Regions from separate parts of the Homo sapiens genome. Here region 1 is linked to region 2. Evidence: chromatin loops called from intact Hi-C (ENCODE). Cell type or tissue: left ventricle myocardium inferior. All regions are shown on one strand. Links, peaks and the distances in the headings refer to the core of each region. The heading gives the core; the rest is flanking DNA.

Region 1 (5,389 bases), core at 89-5,088, 64 kb after region 2:
TTAATGAATTCCAAAGGATATGGCAGATGTTAATACATTCATTCTTCCTAAAATAGCCCAAAAAAGTAGGCTTAACTCTAGTATTTTTCCATCTCTAAAATGCAAAGTGAGAACGGTCGCTTTCTCATCTTCTGTGCTGATCTCCCTCTTCCACTCTACTTTTTTCTCCTTTACCAAAAATTTGAGTGACTTTACTTGAGGCTGCCCTTCCTTAGTCTAAATTTTAATTACCTATTCATGATATAGCCAACCTTCTCTTTCTCACCTCACCATTGCATCCCACTCCTCCATTCAAACCAATTTGCTTGGCATTTTCTGTAAATTTGTTTTTCATGTGGTTTTGTTGTCATTGACACTATTCAGGGTGCATACGATAAGTCTAGAGTCTATTCACTTTAGCTGTAGCCTACTATCTAAAGATATTTGGGAAATCACAGGACTGTACTTTGTCTTTTAATGCAGTGATTTGATATCATTGTAGGAGACAATATAGTCTTGAGGCTAGGAGCATAGATTTTGGAATTGTGTGGGCCCAGATTTGTCTCATTCGACCACCTGCGCATCCATGAGCAAATGGCTTACTCTTACAATGGCTCTTTCTGCTCATCTGTAGGGTAACCATAATAATAGTAATAGTAATTAACTCATAGAGCTCTTCATTTCTTAGCCATTGACCGTCGCTTCTGTGCCAGATGCTGTGCTATATGATAGGTATAAGTTGATAAATAAAACTAACATGAACCTCCCTTTGCTATTTCATTGAGATAATGCATAGTACCTGGGAGTAGATGCTTAATGATACACCTAGGAAGGAGGTAGTTCTAGAATGTAATCAATGGTAGCTTCTTTCCCTTTTAAAGGTATAGAAAGTATCATTCATTCTTTATTCTCCAAATAGAGGACTGAATATCTACTATGTGCTGGGTACCAGGGATGCGGTATGAACGAGGTCGGCAGAGTCTTTCTTCATGCAGTGTGCGTGCTTCTGTTCCAGAAGACAGTGAGCAAGGAAACAGTTGAGTAAACTAAGCAGTTATAGAGTGTGATGCATGTTATGAAGGAACTGGAGAGATAATGGTGGGAAGGAAGGTAGGGTGAGAAGGAGAGGAGAGGGCTAATAAGGTAAGACCTTAAAAATGGGACAGAGCAGGTTTTGCAAAGATCTGGAGGAAGAACAAGCAAAGACCTTGAGGTAGAAAAGGGCTTTGTGGCCAGGCACAGTAGCTCACGCCTGTAATCCCAGCACTTTGGGAGGCCAAGGCGGGCAGATCACCTGAGGTCAAGAGTTCGAGACCAGCCTGGCCAACATGGTGAAACCCTGTCTCTACTAAAAATACAAAAAAAGATTAGCCAGGTGTGGTGGCAGGTGCCTGTAATCCCAGCTACTCGAGAGGCTGAGGCAGGAGAATCCCTTGAACCCAGGAGGTCGAGGTTGCAGTGAGCCGAGATCGTGCCATTGCACTCCAGCCTGGGTGACAAAAGTAAGACTCCATCTAAAAAAAAAAAAAAAAAGAAAGAAAAAGAAAAAAAGAAAAGGGCTTTGCACATCTGAGGAGCAAAATAGCGGTATGTGTGGTTGGATTGTAGCAAGCAGAGTGGAGAATGACGTGAGAAGGTGTTATAGATGGAGGAGGAAGTAGATCATGCAATATGTCTGATGGACTGTGAGAAGCTGACTTCCTCTATGGCCAGAGTGATGTCAGGGCAGGTAACAGGACTACAGGCAGTCAGGAGGAGGAAGTCATCAGGATGCTGCCTGGGAATCTGGCATTCATTACTGTTTGCTTGACAGTGCCACTTATCAAGATAAGGAACTATGGGGGATGGCAAAATTTGGGGTAATAGACCTATTAAAATGTGATCATTATTGGTGGCTATTCATGAAATAAAGGCATATCTATATATTCTTTTATGTACCTCTTGGTTTCTGTGACATTTAAGAAAAGTGTTCAAGACTTTCTTTGAAGATGGCTCAAGTTTTTATTTTTGCTGCTTCTTAGTTGGCAGGAACTAAAAGTCCAGGTCACTAAAGATTGCTGATGGCTTGTGAGGACAGCCCTGAGTGAGACTGAATCAGTTGGTTGACAACAGACTGTGACAGAATGCTAAGGCGTTAATTTAGAGTTTATTGGTGCAGTATACCTGCTCAGCACTGATGGATTTCCTGATTTAGTGTATTAAAGATGAAAAAGTAAAGTTCCTTTCTGATAGAAGTGTTTATTTCTACTAAACTGGGACTAGAAAAGCATTGATGAAAGTTTATATATTCAGAGCAACATTCTGCCTTCTGCCTTCTGCTTGGCCAGCTGCCATCTCTGACTGATGGAAATAAAGTGAGGGCTCTGACATCATCTTGATGGTGTCTGGTATTTGGGTGTTTCTGTCCAGCTCCCTTTGGCTGACATTACCAAGGCACACTGTTAATACTGGCCTCACAGGCCATAATCTCTTATGTGTCATTTTGTATTTAAACTTTTGCATAAGAGTCATCAGCACAGAACAACAGATTACTTCTGTAGCTATATTATTTTTGAGATAGAAAAGATACTACTGGACCAGGCATGGTAGCTCACACCTGTAATCCCAGCACTTTGGGAGGCCAAGGCGGGAGGATCACCTGAAGTCAGGAGTTCAACACCAGTCTGGCTAACATGATGAAACTCTCTCTCTACTACAAATACAAAAATTAGCCAGGCATGGTGCTGTGCGCCTGTAATCTCAGCTACTCAGGAGGCTGAGACAGGAGAATCGCTTGAACCTAGGAGGCAGAGGTTGCAGTGAGTGAGTCACACCACTGCACTCCAGCCTGGGCAACAGAGTGAGACTCCAGCCTGGGCAACAGAGCTCTAGACCATTTAAAAAAAAAAAAAAAAAAGAGAGACTACCGTCACCTTGTATAAAACCACACACACAGCATAAATAGTTAAGCCTACTAATGAAATATCCTGTCATTTCCTCTACTTAATAGAAGGCTACAGATAGGCTTATACAGTAAACATGTGAAAGGTACAGTTGACTTCTCTGCTTGAATTTGCACATGGGGGGAATTCGTTCTCTTCTTTTGCCCTTTTCACAGAACCGTAAAATGTGAGGACTGAAGGCACCTTGGAGGATGCCCAGTTCATCCACTGGTGGGGAACTGAAGACTAGACAGTTACACGGTAGTTCAAATGCAATCATATCACTGCAATTAAAACTATGAGAAGACTAGATTATTCTGTAATATCACCACATTAGGAATATGAATCACTGTCAAATAGCAGATGCACATCATATGGATATGATTGATGTGATCACATCACTTCTTTTAGAGTCTGTGGATGACTGGTCACTGTGTATTGGTTTTTAGTTCATGCATACAAGGCAAAGTGTGTAGTGTTGTTACCTTCTTGTTCCCCAGTGATCCAAGATTTACAAAAAATGAATAAGTGGAAATTGGCTAACAGATGAAAGTACATCAAAGAAACAAAAAGTGATAACATTGGGAACTGGAATTCCAATTGAACATAAAGGAGTTCTAAAAGGATGACCTGGCTATGGAAGGATGACAGTCCTGCCCTTTGACTGCCTGTAAATACGCACCCAGAGGAACTTAGTGAAAGTGAGCTTATTGACGTGTGCAAGGAAAATGGTTCTGACCCATAGGATGTAGGTGTTCCAGAGTAAATGACACCAGGTGAAAAACTTCACATTAAAGAACCCTCAGAGATATTTCAGCACGTTGAAAGCACAAAGGAGAAAATTCCCGAAGGTGATTCAAATGTAGGAGCATGACAATTTGTCCAGGGATAGCAAAGATGCTTATTCCACTGGGACAGTTATATTGTGGGATGAGTGAAGGCAGGTCACAAGTGTTTTACAAAGGAATAAAACACTTTGATGGGGTGCCGTGGGTCACACCTGTAATCCCAGCACTTTGGGAGACCAAGGTGGGCAGATCGCTTAAGTCCAGGAGTTCTAGACCAGCCTGGGCAACATGGTGAGACCCTGTCTCTACAAAAATAAAATAAAATAAATAAAACACGTTAATTCTCAATGTTTCCAGTCTTCTAAATTATAGTGTACTAAGTACATTTAGTTTTATTATTTAGAAAATGTTGTCTATACATTTATAAATCATAGGGAGTTTGTCATGTTTGGACAAAAATTCTTAAAGGTCATGGAACAATGATAAACAATGTGAATTTTCCCAAAGCTTGTCTGAAGACATTTTTATGGTCCTGTACTAGCATGCAAACTGAGGACTGCCTGTATTTTAAATGAATAAATATAGACTGAGTGAAAGTCCAAAAATATTGGCTTCTTTTATTTGGAATTATCTCAGCTTATTCTGTTAACTACTTATTTGCTTTAACAAAAACAAAAAAATAGCATAGATAACATTTTATTTGTCTGTATGACATAAATGTCAAAAGCAATGATGGGATAAATGAGATCAACTTGTAAGCACTTATCACCATGCCTGCAACATAACTGGAACTTGATAAATGCAACGCATATCTAGAATTTGATCATTTCTCTCTACTTCCACTGCTACCATTCTGTTTTGAGCCACCATCTCCCTCCCTGAATGGTTGCAGTGACCCCCCTTGGGTAACTGCTTCTTCCTTGCCTTTCTACACTCTACATTTAGTACATGACCCAGTGGCTGCCCATTTCCCCCAGTAAAATCCAAAGGTCTTACACTGACATCAAGGCTTTCCATGGTCTGGGCCCATTATCTCTGACCTCATCTCCCACCCACTTCCCCTAGCCTAGTCTGCTCTAGCTGTGAATTTTCTGACGATGCTAAGTCCATGCTTTCCTGCCTAGAGGGCTTTCACCAGCTTTCCCTCTCCCTGGATTGCTCCCCCTCCACTGGTGCTCACTCCACCGGGACGGTTATATTGTGGGACGAGTGAAGGCAGGTCACAAGTGTTTTACAAAGAAATAAAACACTTTGGTGGGGTGCCGTGGGTCACACCTGTAATCCCAGCACTTTGGGAGGCCGAGGTGGGCAGATCACTTAAGCCCAGGAGTTCTAGACCAGCCTGGGCAACATGGCGAGACCCTGTCTCCACATCGTCATTTGATCAATTTCTCATTCCTCCTTAAAGTCTTTGCTCAAAAGTCACCCCCTCAATGAGGCCCTGGCAATTCTGTTCAAAACCTCAACTTCCCCCAGGCTAGTAGCATCTCCGATCCCCTTATACTATTCTTTTTTTTCTTTCCATAGAACTTTTCACCTTCTAAGATTTTCAGATTTTTAGTTTATTTTTTAAAATTTGTCCTCTTCTCTTGCTAGAATGCAAGCCTAATGAGTTCGGGGATCTTTTGTTTATTAGGCAATTTAGCTCTTATAATATTTCCTAGCATGTATTGCATCTGAGTGAATATCTTTTAAATGATG
Region 2 (5,389 bases), core at 120-5,119:
CAACCTCCGCCTCCTGGGTTCAAGCGATTCTCCTGCCTCAGCCTCCTGAGTAGCTGGGATTACAGGCACTCGCCCACCACGCCCGGCTAATTTTTTTTTTGTATTTTTAGTATAGACGGGGTTTCACCATGTTGGCCAGGCTGGTCTCAAACTCCTGACTTCAGGTGATCCACCGGCCTCGGCCTCCCGAAGTGCCGGGATTACAGGCATGAGCCACAGCGCCTAGCCAACAAAACCATTTTAGATAGCATATAATAAATTTATTAGTAATTCCAAATTCTGTGATCTCACTTAATAGAAACCACACATTCTACTAGTAGGCCAATTAATTAGCCTTAAGGCATTGCCTTTACACAGGAGTCAAAAGATTATGGGAGACATTAATCATCTTAAAATTCCAGAAAGGAAGGTAGAGGGCATTTATTTTCCGCTAAGGGGTTTAGAACAGAGATACGTAACTTAAGTATAGCTTACTAAGAGCCAGTTGTTTTGATTTTTATTTTACTTCATTTAAATGTGCTTCTTCAATTAATAGCAGTAAATACTCATCAATATGTATGATCTGTGATAGTATTCTAGATAATATATATAGTTAAATTATTTGATGTTATTTAGAATCCAAACCTAATGACACAGATAAAGCAGATGTGTTTTTCAGTATCCTTCCGAATCCCAAATCCGTGGGCAAGGTAACACCTGTTTGGAGTTTCTCTAAAAATTACCTTTCTCTGCCTTTAAAAAATATCTTGAATGCGGCCAGGCGTGGTGGCTCATGCCTGTAATCCCAGCATTTTGGGAGGCCGAGGTGGGCGGATCACGAGGTCAGGAGATCAAGACCATCCTGGCTAACATGGTGAAACCTCCGTCTCTGCTAAAAGTACAAAAAAAAAAAAAGAAGGCCGGGTGCGGTGGCTCAAGTCTGTAATCACAGCACTTTGGGAGGCCGAGGTGGGTGGATCACGAGGTCAGGAGATCGAGACTATCGTGGCTAACATGGTGAAACCCCGTCTCTACTAAAAATACAAAAAATATTAGCCAGGCATGGTGGCGGGAGCCTGTAGTCCCAGCTACTCGGGAGGCTGAGGCAGGCGTGAACCCGGGAGGTGGAGCTTGCAGTGAGCAGAGATCGCGCCACTGCACTCCAGCCTGGGCAACAGAGTGGGACTCCATCTAAAAAACAAACAAAAATATCTTGAATGCTTTTGAGTGACTCCTTCTAACTTGTCACAATGGTGATGTTCAGTGATTAAAATGTGGAATCCTGAGGGAGTTCATTGCATGTCACAAATCAGTACTTCTACTCCCCTCAGCACTAAGCATTGAATACTGCTTTTTTTTGAAGGGGTGAGGGGGAAGAAGCTGTTTTAAATTGCAGATGTATTTGGATTTCTTTTTTATGTAACTCACATTTCTTATTTTCCAAAAACTCTGGAAACGAGTTGCATATTTCCACTGATGTCAAAACTGATGATCCTCACAAAGAAGCACAAATATGATATAAAACTATAAAACAAAAATATTGATAGCAAGACTTTGACCAGATTCCAGAAGAATGTATTTGTTACATCTCTGTCACTTTTTTTCCTCACTGCATTTCTAATAGTTTAATAAAAAATCTCTTATGAAGAAAAGATTGCCTTTCTCTTGCGTCAAACATTCTCATAACTTTTCATTCTATCTTGAAGTTTTCCTTTTTTCTTCTAAACTTTGAAGAAACAGAATCCTTTTGATGTCTTTGAGTATTTGCCATTGATTAGAGCACTTGGAAAGGAATTTTGCTTGGAAATAAATGTCTTTTCCCTGCATTCTAAATATTTCCTTTGCATAAATGCATTTCATTTCTTCTTTTCTTGACCTTGACATAGTTGCTGGCAGAGTACAGCAAGGAACTCTATGAATTTTGAGTTCCTTGGCTTCTACTGATTTCCTTTTCTTATCCTGGACATTCAGGGCTGGCTTGGAGAGACCCGGATTAGAAATCTAGAGAAGAAAAGAGATTTTTTGGCTGTCGCAGTTCTATCAGGCACAAAGTCAAGAATATTAATGAATTCATTATTTATAACCCCTTTGTTGGACCCACCGTACTATACATGAGTGAGAAACAGCGGCAAGGAGCTCATAGTGCAGCCTCTGAGATTCCCGTGTGGGAGAGGTAGGCCTGGGAATATTGAGCAGTGGTGGCAAGTCCAGGAGAACAAGGGGCAGAATCCAGGGCAGGTGGCCGAGACAGGAAGGGATCGGGAGGGCCCAGAGCACTAGAAAGGCAGGTGCTGGGGTGACAGAGTTAAGGAAATCAATACTGACCACCAATATAGACACTGCCCACCAATGTAGACTCTGACCCTGACCCAGAGGCGGGTCCATACTCCTGTACTGAAGTAGGGGAGAGCGAGTGAGCAGGGCTGTCAGAAGTGTTCTTGTGGGAGAGAAAGATGACAAAGCATCTTTGCTTCTCCTTGAGGCTGCCAAGAAAAGCCAGGAGTTTGAAGAGGTTTTAGCTGTAAGTTTCCAAACATCATGCTGTCTTCAATTGAATCTTTCCTTGGCATCTAGAAAGGTGGCTGAAGAATAGTGGGAGGAAACCTGGGCTAGAATTTTGCTTTCTGTAGGAATTACCTGAACCGCAGTTTCTTCATAGGTAAAGTGAGGAATCTTAAGAATAGGATGATGTGTGTACAAGTGGCTCACACAGTGCCTGGCACCTATTAGGGCATCACTAAATGTTTATTCACTGACCTGTGAATAGGTATGTTAGGATTTTTCCAAACTCTTTTAGGTCTTTTATTACTGAATTCATGATCATAAACATATTTTCTTATAATTTTCCTAATGTTTACTTTTACTAGAAAAGTTGAACGTGCTCATTGTATACATTTTATAAAATGTAAAATACAGAAAATACAGAAAATGCAGAAAAATAAACTTCAATTCTGAAAGTATTTAATTTAAAGTGAAAATTAAATGACCCAATATCTCGGCACTTAGCAATAACCAGTCGCTCGTGTTGCCCAAACTGGAGTGCAATGATGTGATCTCGGTTCACCACAACATCCGCCTCCCACGTTCAAGTGATTCTCCTGCCTCAGCCTCCTGAGTAGCTGGGATTACAGGTGTGTATCACCATGCCTGGCTAATTTTGTATGTTTAGTAGAGACGGGGTTTCTCCATGTTTGTCAGGCTGGTCTCAAACTCCTGACCTCAGGTGATCCACCCACCTTGGCCTCCCAAAGTGCTGGGATTACAGGTGTGAGCCACCACGCCTGAGCCACCACACCAGGCCTCCTTCAATCTTTTCTATACATTCATTAGGAAGTGTTCTCTATTTGCCTTTAGCACATATGTATGCATATATTGAAGGAGTGTGGATTAGTGGTTAACAAGTATCATATTTGGCATCAAATTGGCATAGGCTCTAGTCTGGTCATTGTATACCCTTGGGTTAGCTATTTGTCCCCTTTTGACCTGTTTCCTCATCAGTAAAAGGAGGTAATACTGCCCACTTCATTGTGCAGAAATGAGGAATAAATGAGAATATATGTATAGGGCTTAAGAAATTACCCGGGAAGTAATGAGCACTCAACCGACGTTAACATTGCTTATTATTGTTGAATTGTGAATATTAATGACAAAAACAATTATATGAGAAAGGTGCTTTATAATTTCAGTGTTAAAATAGCCAATGATCTTAGCATGTCTTGTCCGGCATGTTGTAAAACATTTGGGTATTGAAGAGTTCCTGAAAGAAATTCATGCGACCTTTTAAGGACATCGTAGCAGTGCTTTGCTTTTTATAAGAAATCATTAATTACAAATGTCAAGTTAATGGCAGCTTAAGAAACAACTGAGTATATTGTGGTCTAGGAAGTGTCCTTTTGGTAGGCTTTTCATGTTCTAGTAACAAATTATCTTCAGAAGCATTTTTAACTACAATAAATATATTGAGACAAAATTTAAAAAAATTTTGGAGTCGGATAACTTGGGTAGAACATGGAAACATACTTGTCTGGCTCTATAATAATAAAATTGCCTTCTATGTTTTATGGTATACCTTGTGCTTTTCAAAGTGTTTTCATTTGCATTATCTTATTCACTTCTCCACAAAATTCTAATAGCTAGCTAGATATTAAAATGACAATCTCTAATTTAAAATTTTTCTTCTATGTCTTTGAAAATTTTCTAGGTTTTACTTTTCATAATTGCTTATTGACTCCACTTAGAATTTATTTGGGGAGTTAGCTTCATTTTTTCCATATTGATAGTGATTTATTGTTGTTCATTTTTAACCTGATTATTTTATATGTCAGCTCTGACATATATCAAATTGTCCTACACTTATGGATCTCATTTGATCTTTGCAAGTCTGGGCCAGTATCACATTATTTTAATAACTATGGCTTTACAATAAGTCTTGATGAGAAGTACTCTACCTTGCTTTCATTTTTAAGATGTTCCTAACTATTCCGGGCACTTTGCATTTTGACACAAACTTAAGAATCAGCTTGTCAAAGTCTGTAAGATACACAGTCAGTATTTTAATTGGAATGGCATTGAATTTATGTATCAATTTGGGAGCAGTTCATAACTTTATAATATCGAGCCTTTCTATCCATAAACATGGTATAGCTCTACATTTATTTTGTTCCTGTTTAAAGTAACTGATAAAGTTTTATAATTATATTAAAAAATTCTTATGCATCTTTTGCTATTTATATTCTTAAGTGTGTCATTTTTTTCTTGCTGTTGTGAATGGAATCTTTAAAAACATATATGTTCTGTTTGTTCCTGAAATATATTAAGTAAAGTGATTTTTAAAAATATACTGGTCTTATATTTAGCTACCTTGCTGAATTGTCATTCAGATAATTTACCGAAAGATTCCATAGCCAATCATATTGTCTGTGAATAATGTCTTTTGTAATCCTCATACCTTTTTTATTGTCGTTTCATTGCACTAGCTCATACCTTCAGCACAGGGTTCAACAGAAGTGGTAAAAAGCAGGCATTAACTATGATATTTGCTATAGGATTTCAATACACTGTATCAAGTTAAATTCCCATTCATCTCAATTTACTGAGTTTTCATAAATTGGTGTAAATTTTATTAAGTACTTTTCTACTTTCACCGAACTTAATTTTCTGTGTCTTAATATCTTAATTGTATATTTCTTAATTATGTAATCATGTAATATTCAGATATTGAGGCAAAGACTTTTCCAGATGAAAAAGACCTAACAGTTTTTATCACAATGAGGAAAAGGAACCAATATGATTAATTAAGCAAATTACTGAAAGATGCACTTACGTGGGTGTGATAATAGGAGCATATCATAGTTGATGAGATCCGAAGTGATGTCATCCTGTAGGAATGAGGGTGGAAGGGATTGCATAG

What was found. Peaks named below come from ENCODE experiments on the same cell type or tissue, not always from the same donor. Only the 100,000 strongest peaks of a DNase experiment are listed, where the experiment ranks them.
Region 1: it touches region 2 in a loop (5-fold over the local background); 1 of 110 quality-filtered maps calls a loop at or near these places.

Annotation. Positions count from the first base shown.
Region 1 is chr1:237,256,673-237,262,061 of GRCh38, forward strand. The region is part of intron 1 of RYR2 (ryanodine receptor 2); the gene reads left to right. Among named protein-coding and RNA genes, the nearest start is that of MIR4428, 210 kb to the right of the region's middle. In left ventricle myocardium inferior, for the core only: no CTCF peak of the experiment used is centred there; a DNase peak (open chromatin) is centred at 2,319; H3K4me3 peaks cover 1,097 bases; H3K27ac peaks cover 4,766 bases.
Region 2 is chr1:237,192,287-237,197,675 of GRCh38, forward strand. The region is part of intron 1 of RYR2 (ryanodine receptor 2); the gene reads left to right. Among named protein-coding and RNA genes, the nearest start is that of RYR2, 150 kb to the left of the region's middle. In left ventricle myocardium inferior, for the core only: no CTCF peak of the experiment used is centred there; no DNase peak of the experiment used is centred there; H3K4me3 peaks cover 1,612 bases; H3K27ac peaks cover 1,974 bases.